2 separate regions of the Homo sapiens genome follow, and region 1 is linked to region 2. A link is a loop called in an ENCODE intact Hi-C map of the cell type or tissue named here. Cell type or tissue: PC-9. All regions are shown on one strand. Each heading gives the region's core, and the rest is flanking DNA. Links, peaks and the distances in the headings are about the cores only. Region 1 has its middle 45 kb from the start of ANO6. Region 2 overlaps ANO6 (anoctamin 6).

What was found. A loop is a pair of places that touch in the nucleus more often than their neighbours do. Peaks named below come from ENCODE experiments on the same cell type or tissue, not always from the same donor. Only the 100,000 strongest peaks of a DNase experiment are listed, where the experiment ranks them.
Region 1: a loop joins it to region 2, with 2.9 times the contacts of the local background. A loop is called at or near these places in 3 of 110 quality-filtered maps.

What each region holds. Positions count from the first base shown.
Region 1 is chr12:45,168,346-45,173,729 of GRCh38, reverse strand. It overlaps the pseudogene PLEKHA8P1. Among named protein-coding and RNA genes, the nearest start is that of ANO6, 45 kb to the left of the region's middle. In PC-9, for the core only: CTCF peaks have their summits at 247 (motif pointing left), 2,885 and 3,086 (motif pointing left); no DNase peak of the experiment used is centred there.
Region 2 is chr12:45,231,607-45,236,990 of GRCh38, reverse strand. The region is part of intron 1 of ANO6 (anoctamin 6); the gene reads right to left. Among named protein-coding and RNA genes, the nearest start is that of ANO6, 18 kb to the right of the region's middle. In PC-9, for the core only: no CTCF peak of the experiment used is centred there; DNase peaks (open chromatin) are centred at 1,120, 2,350, 3,870, 4,950 and 1 weaker place; H3K4me3 peaks cover 3,135 bases; H3K27ac peaks cover 4,931 bases.

The DNA.
Region 1 (5,384 bases), core at 123-5,122, 63 kb after region 2:
GGCATTCCCACAGAAGCATTCTTGGCATCATGTTGTGCTGTGGTTCCAGTATTAGACAAACTTGGCCCTACAGTGTTTGCTCCTGTTAAGATGGATCTTGTTGAAAATATTAAGAAAGTAAATCAGAAGTATATAACCAACAAAGAAGAGTTTACCACTCTCCAGAAGATAGTGCTGCACGAAGTGGAGGCGGATGTAGCCCAGGTTAGGAACTCAGCGACTGAAGCCCTCTTGTGGCTGAAGAGAGGTCTCAAATTTTTGAAGGGATTTTTGACAGAAGTGAAAAATGGGGAAAAGGATATCCAGACAGCCCTGAATAACGCATATGGTAAAACATTGCGGCAACACCATGGCTGGGTAGTTCGAGGGGTTTTTGCGTTAGCTTTAAGGGCAACTCCATCCTATGAAGATTTTGTGGCCGCGTTAACCGTAAAGGAAGGTGACCACCGGAAAGAAGCTTTCAGTATTGGGATGCAGAGGGACCTCAGCCTTTACCTCCCTGCCATGAAGAAGCAGATGGCCATACTGGACGCTTTATAAGAGGTCCATGGGCTGGAATCTGATGAGGTTGTATGATGGCTGCTGGGCAGCACCTCCTAACTTCAGGGAATAAAGTGCTAAAGTGTAAAAAAAAATAAAAATAAAAATAAATAAATAAATAAAATTAAAAAAAATAAAAACCATGATTTCACAGCATCAATCATGCTTTTTATATTCCAAACTTCAAGAATTCATCCTATTATATTTTTATTATTTTACATTCAGAAATTACCCAAAGCGTTGATCTAAATCTACCATGTGATTACAAATTTCTTAAAAAGTCATGAAGTCCTTCACAAATTATTCATTTACTCAAGATTAAGTGTTATATTGGCTATTACATTCTCTAATAAATCATCTTATCTATTATTTGTACAAAGGATTTACACATTTGACTATGGTTTTTAGCTTGCTGCTTATTAAATCTTAAGCCCTTGGAAGATGAAATTTTAAAAATGCTTGAGATAATATATTTTACATGAATTGAATGATTCAAAAACAACCATAAAAAAGCAAATTCAATTGTATCTACTTGGAATTGCTAAATGAGTTCCATCTATGTGGTTTTTAATTGTCCTCTATCTTGTAACTTTTACCAGTATTTCATAACTAGATGTTTTCCTTAATTACTCTGGCCCTACAATGAGAATAAAAATAAGCTAGCACAAACATACCCTGACACAATTGTGCAGAAAACTCACCTTGGACTTTGCTAATGCATGCAAAGCATATCCCCAAGGCTTCTTTTTTTCTAGTCTCTTTTTTCCCAGGGGACGGCTCTGGAAGTGATCAACAGATTGTCTCCCTCTGAAGGGTATGGCTTGAGTTGAAAAAGATTTCAACCATAAATAGGTATTTATTTTCTTTGTGCCTGGAGAATATATGCTCATTAATTTTAAGAAATTTCAGCATTGTGATTTATTACAATAATAGTAATAATAATACTGCTAAAATTGGCATCATGTATATATTAAGTACTTAACCGGGTTATAACACCACATTGTTATGTAACATGAAAAGTCATTACTTAACATTGAGTTCATTAAAGCCACACACACAAAATGTAAATTACAAAGGAAATGGGCAAGTACATTCTCAAAATATGTAAAATTTCAGTGCTTTCTATATGGTTAGCACTATGTCAAATGCATTATGTGTATTCACTCCTAATCTTCATGACAACTTTGGAAAATAGATACTATTAGTCTCCCCATGTTAGAGGTAAAGAAAGTAGAGTCGGCTGGGTGCGGTGGCTCACGCCTGTAATCCCAGCACTTTGGGAGGCTGAGGCGGATGGATCACTTGAGGTGTGGAGTTCGAGACCAGCCTGACCAACATGGTGAAACCCTGTCTCTACTAAAAATACAAAATTAGCCAGGCGTGGTGGTGCATGCCTGTAATCCTAGCTACTTGGTAGGCTGAGGCAGGAGAGTCACTTGAACCCGGGAGGCAGTGGTTGCAGTGAGCCGAGATCGTGCCACACTCCACCCTGGGCAACAAGAGTGAAACTCTTCTAAAAAAAAAAAAAAAGAAAAAAAAGAAAAAGAAAGTAGAGTCACAGAGACATGGCAAGTTAGTGTCAAGATCTGGACCCAGGCAGTCTGGCTCCAGTGCTGGAAGTCTTTACCATTAAGCTATGTTACTGCTTTGTGACACCACAGAATCACAAATACTATGATTCTGAACAAATCACAGAAAAGAACCAGGGAAGAGAAATTGGAGAACCCAGAAGAGAAATCAAGGATCATTTATTTCAGTTCTTTTTAAGATACATAATCACTATTTTCCCAAGCCCATGGATAAAACTAATGTTGCAAAACAATATTGGTGGGCAGTGTCTGTGCCATACCAGGAGAGGAGAGAGGGCATGAGCTGTTAGACTTCAAAGGTTCTGGTCTGGCCAGTAAGATCACATTTGTGGGAGACAGATGTATCTTACCCAGATATAATTCAAAGGTCATCACCCAGCAACCTTCTGATTATTTTGTTTTCCACATCAGTCTGTCGAAAGGGAGAGTATGCTCTTATTACAAAGGCATGATTGTTCTCATACCTGAGACAGCAATGCCTTTTTACAAATTAATAGACTGATATTTATCTTTATATGCCCTGCCCCAAGAATCTACCACACAACATATCCCCCTGGTCATCCTGCATTAGATGTAAGGGGAAAGCTAGTGAGCACCACACCTCCAACAGTACTCAGAAGTCCCTCCCTTTCCCCATCCTTGCACTGCACTTGGGCCAAACCACTGGTGCTTTAGAATGGAGGGTTCCAGGAGTTTCCATCGTCCCCCAAACAAATTGACCCTTGGTGGCCCACCCTTGCATTCCCAACCCATGTCCCCCAGCACTTCAGGCCCTCCAAGTGTGTCATTAGTTACAACAAAACATTCTCAAAACAACAATAACAATAATTATATCAAAATCCTGGAGTCACTGTGATAAACTGAGGCTCAGAGAGTTTAGATGACAATCAAGGAGAGAGCTGAGCAGGACCAAATCCAATCTCCTGCTTCTCTGCTTTATGCTGCCCCCTGGTGGTGCACTGTCAATAGCCCAGCTTCCAAAGGCACCTTGCGGAACATGTTCTCCCTCCCCGTCCCTTCCATTCTTTCTCTCTGAAGAAGAGAAAGGGATAAACTACTGATGCACAGAATAACTTAGGAGTTGAGTCAGAAAGACATGTTCTTGTCCATAGTTCAAACCAGTTTTTCCAAATATTTTGAGAAAAGATGACCCCGTCATGAATTCAAATTTAACTAAAATGCTGTGATTGCATTACAAGCAAATTTAAAAGGTCCATTTGTGTATGACTTGATATTCTGAAAGACGAGAAAAGTATAGTAGCCTTTGGAACATATTGCTGTAATGCCACTGGCAAATTATTTTTAGAGAACACCATAGAACCTTAGCATTCTACCTTTCTAGACTATATAGTTTATATATTTTATTGACCTTCGGGTCTGTGAGAAGGACACAAATATTGGCAACATTATACTGCCAATATAAAGGATATTATACTGGCAATATAAAGGATATTGTTTCTTGACCAGCCTGGGCAACATTGCGAGACCCCTTCTCTACAAAATAAATAAATTTTTAAAAAGTTGGCCAGATGTGGCGGCTCACGCCTGTTATCCCAGCACTTTGGGAGGCCCAGGCAGGTGGATCACCTGAGGCCAGGAGTTTGAGACCAGCCTGGCCAACATGGTGAAACCCCATTTCTATTAAAAATACAAAAATTAGCCAGGTGTGTTGGTGCACGCCTGTAGTCCCAGCTACTTGGGAGGCTGAGACAGGAGAATTGCTTGGACCCAGGAGGAGGAGGTTGCAGTGAGCCGAGATCATGCCACTGCACTCCAGCCTGGGCAACAGAGTGAGACTCCATCTCAAAACAAAACAAACAAACAAAAAACATTGATTCTTTTTAAAGTATTTCAAAGGAACCTGCTGTATTTGGTATACGTTTTCATTTTCTTCTGACGTATTCCTAATAATATATGTACATGTAACTGTCACATAACAAGATAGTAACATGGAATTGCTACTTTCAGTTTATAGCCTCAGAAGCAGGTATCCAAAATTTCACATACATCCACATACCTTTACACATATATTATACCTATGTGTATATATAATTATATGTTGATTACTATATTCTACTAAATCTTAGAAAGGTATGTGAAGAGAAAAACATTCTGGTCAAAGCAAACTCACATACTCAAGTTAAAAATCAAGTGTAACCTTAGAAACCATCTTTCTAAATTCATAAGCCAAGAAACAAAGTTTCAATTTCCTATTTCTTTAGTTTACTCTAAGAGAAAGAGGGCTCTGGTCACTTAAAATTTTGCAAAATCTGTTTCAATCACATTTCACAAGACACTTGCTACAGCAGTGAATTTGAACCCAAGAATAAATAGCAATTCTGTAAACATTTACTCTTTCTTGCAATCTACAATATGGTCTCTAGACCAGCTGTTCTCCACAACAGGTGCAACAGATGGTATCATTCTCCAGTGCTCACTTAGAGGCCTTTGTTGTGCCCTTTCTACCAGTGGGCAAAAGTGAATACTTACTTTGGTGAATTGTATTCATCTTCTCAGAGGACAGAGGGCTTTAGTTTTGGCTCCCTTTCCAATAGTCTGGTTGTTCACAGTGTAGTAACTAGGAAATTTTCGGGTCGTGATTCTATCTGTTGGCTGTGAGAAGAAAGAACGGATCAAACCTCTGCAGAGTTGGTTTGGAATCTGTTGAGTTATATGCTGGGTTTGGGGGGGTTTTCTTTCATAAATTCATCAAAGTATGAATTCCTCTGCTTTGGAAGTAGTGACATCTTTAATATGGGAGAAGAGACATTGTACTTGTTAAGTCATGATGTCTGCAGAAGGTTCTGAACAAAATCTACTAAAGACAGTAATGTTGAAAATAGATAATGAAGGGACTTCAATTTAGAATGATAGGAAAATCCAGTTGCTTGCTTACATTTTCCAAATCATGCAGGAAAAGAAAAGTGAGCGGAGGTTTAGAAAAGGATATATACAAATGTGAGCATTTAGAAAACTGCTGATCTTAAGTCTACATAATGATTTAAATTACTTCAAATATATGAGTTGTTTTGATAATGCCAGAAATGTAGGCAGTAATCTATTTTCTACTTCTATTGCTTGTCAATTATAGCAGGAAGTCTTCAAGATGTAAATTACACAAAGAATTGTTCTTACCATAAGCAGTACTATACTTCAGTAGTTTACCAAAGGAGTAGACAGTGCAGGGACATATCATAGAATTTTAGCATAGTTAAAACACCTCAGCAAGTTCACAGAAATCCCTTATACAACTTG
Region 2 (5,384 bases), core at 331-5,330:
GCTCATCATCCCCCGTCATCAGAGAAATGCAAATAAAAACCACAATGAGATACCAACCCACACCAGTTAGAATGGCGATCATTAAAAAGTCAGGGAACAACAGATGCTGGAGAGGATATGGAGAAATAGGAATACTTTTACACTGTTGGTGGGAGTGAAAATTAGTTCAACCATTGTGGAAGACAGTGTGGCAATTCCTCAAGGATCTAGAACTAGAAATACCATTTGACCCAGCCATCCCATTACTGGGTATATACCCAAAGGATTATAAATCATTCTACTATGAAGACACATGCACACGTATGTTTATTGCAGCACTATTCACAATAGCAAAGACTTGGAACCAACCCAAATGTCCATCAGTGGTAGACTGGATTAAGAAAATGTGGCACATATACACCGTGGAATACTATGCAACCATAAAAAAGGATGAGCTCATGTCCTTTGCAGGGACATGGATGAAGCTGGAAACCATCATTCTCAGCAAACTATCACAAGGACAGAAAACCAAACTCATGTTCTCATTTATAGTTGGGAATTGAACAATGAGAACACTTGGACACAGGGTGGGGAACAGCACACACCAGGGCCTATTAGAAGGTGGGGGGCTGCAGGAGGGATATCATCAGGAGAAATACTTTATGTAAATGATGAGTTGATAGGTGCAGCAAACCAACATGGTACATGTATACCTATGTAACAAACCTAAATGTTGTGCACATGTACCCTAGAACTTAAAAAAATAATAATAATAATTAACAACTGACAGTGGCACATACAGTAGCTCTACCATTAATTTGACAATAAACTCTACAGGTTACCTCTTCACAGAATTTATCACTTTTTGAAAATTAAAATTTGAGCCAGATGTCTTCTAAATTCTGTTATATCACAACAGGATTGGGGCTATTTTGCCTATGCATGCACCTGTAACTAATTTCCTTCTCCTGAGGCAGAGAGGACCCTTCTCCCCTTCATATGTAGCCTCTTTCACTTCCAAGGACAGTCAGCCTGATCCAGCCAGGATCCCGGAAGGGGCACTGGAGGCTGCCTGGAAGAACTTGCCCCAAGGGTGGATTAAATACCTGGGAACACACCCAGCTCACAGCTGGAGGAAGGCCACCTGGGATGAGGCAGTCACCCAGAAATGTAGAGACAGACAGGCATGCTAGTTCAGGAATGCCGTCAGTGTGAGGGAGGGAAGGAAAAAGCCAGGAGTAGTTCTCAACTTTTTGGACTCCTGGTACACTTCCAAATACTGGAATTTTTGACTAGGGGACTTTTCTTGAAGCTGTTTTTGCACAAGACTGAGAAAATATCCATTTTCCATACTGAAGAATGAGGAGAATGCTCAAGAGCCACAGGTGCTGGAGTTAAAAGGCGGCATACCACCAAGCCTCCTTGCTAGTTCTGCTCAGATGTCATGCCACTCAACTAGGTCATTCCTCAGCCCTGAGAAGCTGCTTTTGAATAGAATTGTTTACTGCCAGGCCTGGATTTCTATTATGCCCAGGAGGTGGTTTTCCCACATTGCAGTAAACATTTGATCTTTCTTACGTGCCAAGCTGAAGTTAAGCCTCCCATCTCTTATTGCAGGAAACTGTACCCCACTCTTATTCACAGCCCTACTTAGAACAGACAGCACAATATGACTAAGGAAGACTTGTGAAAATACAACAGTTTCATCACAATTTAGGGCTAAGATTTAAGATACCACCAGTATGACAGCTAAAGAAGGGAACAGAAAAGTACAGCTCCTGTCACTAAATCTGTAGGCACAGACAGGCCACAACCAGAGTCTGCTACAGGAAGGAGGAGAAGTAGCACCACATTGGAGAGGACTTTATTTCCAGGGCAAGAGGGTGATTAGGAAACACTGACAAGAGCAACACAGAATCCAAAGAACTAAAGAGACTGAGGTCCTAGGCATGTTTCTGAGATAGGAGTTTGAACAACTGAGGAGGAAAAGGACAAGCCAAATTATTAGAACTGAAAGGTTACTGCTGGACTGATAGTAAACACTGACAAGAGCAACACAGAATCCAAAGAACTAAAGAGACTGAGGTCCTAGGCATGTTTCTGAGAAAGGAGTCTGAACAACTGAGGAGGAAAAGGACAAGCCAAATTATTAGAACTGAAAGGTTACTGCTGGACTGATAGTAAATGCTGAATTGTCTCATCTTGCCTGCCTGGAGTCAGAATTGGTTCCAGAGACTGGAATGTAGCTGAGCTAGGAAGTGGGAATCAAAAGCCCAGGGGTGGGGGTGGGGGGTTCTGTCAAGGCTGGAATTCAGTGAGAGCCTAAAGCCTGTTTTAACTCAGGCAGGGAAGATGACTAAGAGTGGAAACCAGGCTCGAAAAATCATGAGTCATTCTTAAAAGAAACCAACATCAGTGTCAGTAACTTCCCTGGGAACTTGGAAAAGGGGCCTGAACAAATATTTTGGAATCTAATATCCTGCACCAACACTGAACTGCTCCTTCATTTGGATAGGTCACTCTAACTTTTCCGTTCTCAGAGCTCTTTCAGTTACCAAACGAGACTAACAATATCTGTTTGCAATATTTTTACCAGTAAAAAAAAATCAGTAGGAAAAAAGGTGACCTTCTGGAGAAATAAATTATTACACATGAACTCCTTATACATAGGGAGAGTCTGCAAACAGTTCCCTCCGAACCAGTGTCACACTCATCAGTAAACTCATCAGTGCAATAATCCTCAGAATGAATGTGCAGTTCAGTTTCACAATTACAGCAGGACAATTAAAATCTGAATTTCTGTAAAATGAGATAGGAGTGAATTTTCCTCACACATTCTCTTCCAACTTAAGAACACATTTGCTAATTTCCTATAATTGGCAAGGCATTATGTGAACTGCTTAAAGAGATTACAAAAATAACTAAGACCAAAAGCTACCTGACTTTAAAGTAAAAACAGAATTAGAAGGTTAAGGATTGTTAGTCTGCTACCTATAAGAAACGAATACTTCAAGATTTAATTCAAAATACATTTTCTAGATATTCTTATAGTTCCAATACACTAGATTACTACTGATATCTATAACACAGATGAATCCCCAGAAAGATTGTGCTAAGTGAAGCCAGGCACAAAAAACTACATTTTACATGATTTCTTTAGAACGAAGCTCAAGAATGGGCAAAATCAATTTATGGAGGAAGTCTTTAAGTGCTTGCAGGGACCATGTGGAGGAAGGTTGACATGAAAGGGGTACAAGGGTGCTGGAAATGTCCTCCATCTCTTGTTTTGGGTGGTGGCTATACAACTGTCATAACTTAAACAGTTAACAGTACATTTTACTATATGTAAAATATGCTTTTACAATGTTAACCAAAAATATCACTGGACTAAATAAGCAGTACTAGGAATAGAGGGTTCAGACAAGAGCACAGGCAAAAGATAATGTTAATATTTCTTATACTTGATCTCAATGGCATTTATAAAGACAATATTCCCAATTTGAAAGGAATTAGAGGTATTAGATATAACAATAATACAGATATATTACCTGCTAGTTTCAATCACATATGAAAGATCCCTACACAGAAAAATAAGTCACAGGACTGTTTAACAGCAAGTGATAACAGAATTTGCAACCCTTTATTTTTTGCCCTATGAACTGAAAACAAAGCAAGCTTTAATTTGCATCTTCCATATCACTCTATTACTAGGGTGCTTTGGCTATTCACAGGGGAGGAAATCCCCAGTGTGATTCTCTAATATTAGGATTTTTCATGGGCAACAAATATTGAGAGAAGCATATCAGAGTCATCAGTAGGTATTTTCCACCCTCACAGATTGTGATTCATGCCCTACGTGCTTGGTTGTGACTCCCAGCCGAAGTCAGGTTAAACTCTTCCTCCAGACAGGAATGAGTCACATCCCACAGCCAGTAGAGTAGAAGTCTGGAGAGCCATTTCTGGCTGAGAATCCAGAGGCCCGTTGGCTTCTAGCTCCCTGCCTCTCCCTTCCTCAAGAGGAAAAGATGGAGTGCAGGGAACAGATGTACCTGCTCCCTCTCTTTCTTCCTCCTTTGGAAACTTCCGGAAGCTACACAGAATTGCTGCGGTCCAAGCTCTCCATGGCCTCTCCTTTAGCACAAGAAAGGAAGATAATTATGCTAAACTGAAATGCAAAGAAAGAATGAAGAGAACTGGGGTGACTGACCGAGTTTTGTTGCCTTCCAACCCAGGGCTATTATTTCAGCAAGGAACAAAGGGGCACTGGAACCACTAGCAATAGTACCACTTTGCAAGGTGCATTAACAGCTGTAGAAATCATTATAAACAAAACCTCTGCATGGTGAATTCCCTGAGTACGACTGGACTTGTGAGCCTGAAAGCATTTGTGGTGTTTTACGCAGTAATCTAATGTACATCTTGAGCCTTCTCATAGACCTGTTTTGTAAAGAGTTGATAATCTAAGGCCATGTTATTTTTAGAATTATAAAAATAACAGGTGCACTTGTCAGCCATCTCCCAGTGAGAGCCCATTCCCTTGAACTAGTTTTGGATATGCCCAGGTTCTGTTCTCAGCTATCCTGGTTCAGTCTCTTTTTTCACGATCTTTAAATATAATCTGCTGTTATTCTGTTGGTATGTTTGTCTTCCCTGCTAGGCTGCCTACTTTGAGAACAGGGGCCACTTCAGTCTTCTTTGTTGCTCAATTTCTAGTACCTAACACAACACCTGACATACAGAAGGTGCTGAACAGATATCAGGTAAATGAATGCATTTCTGTGTACATTTTTAGTTTTTATTTTATCACTTATTAGAATATAAGCTCTATTGAAGATGGGATCCTATCTGCTTCCTTATCTCTACACCTTAAATATACCGCACATATTTACTGAATAAAGATTGTGAGGCAAGATAAATCCAGTGCTCTAAGCTAAATGAAATCTCTATGCACATGACTTTTTCAAAAAGTAGTGGGCTTGATTTATGAAGATGACTCATTGCTACCAAATTCCAGTCAGCTTTCAGATGATTTTTTTCTTTGCCAAATAATCTAGTAAAGATGGTGACTGAACTCTTCCAAATAAGTATTTTGAAGTATAAAACAGGCCACTAGCCACAGTAAAGGCAACTGTAACTCTCAGGAAAACCATGATTACCCATGGCTCAAAAGCCTTTTGCTGTGTTTGCTTACCCTTGGAGCAGATAAAAGGCCTGTTTGGAAATGTTCATGTCTCCTCTATGATTTGTAGGCTGTGATATGCCCGTTATAGAAGCATGTACCCAGTGGTCACTAAGTACTATTTAAATTTAAATGGAGGCAGAAAATATGAGATGGTCTGGCAATCTTCCAAATAGAGTACAGCCTGAAATCCAGTGGACAACGAGAACTGCAATTCTAAATGCAG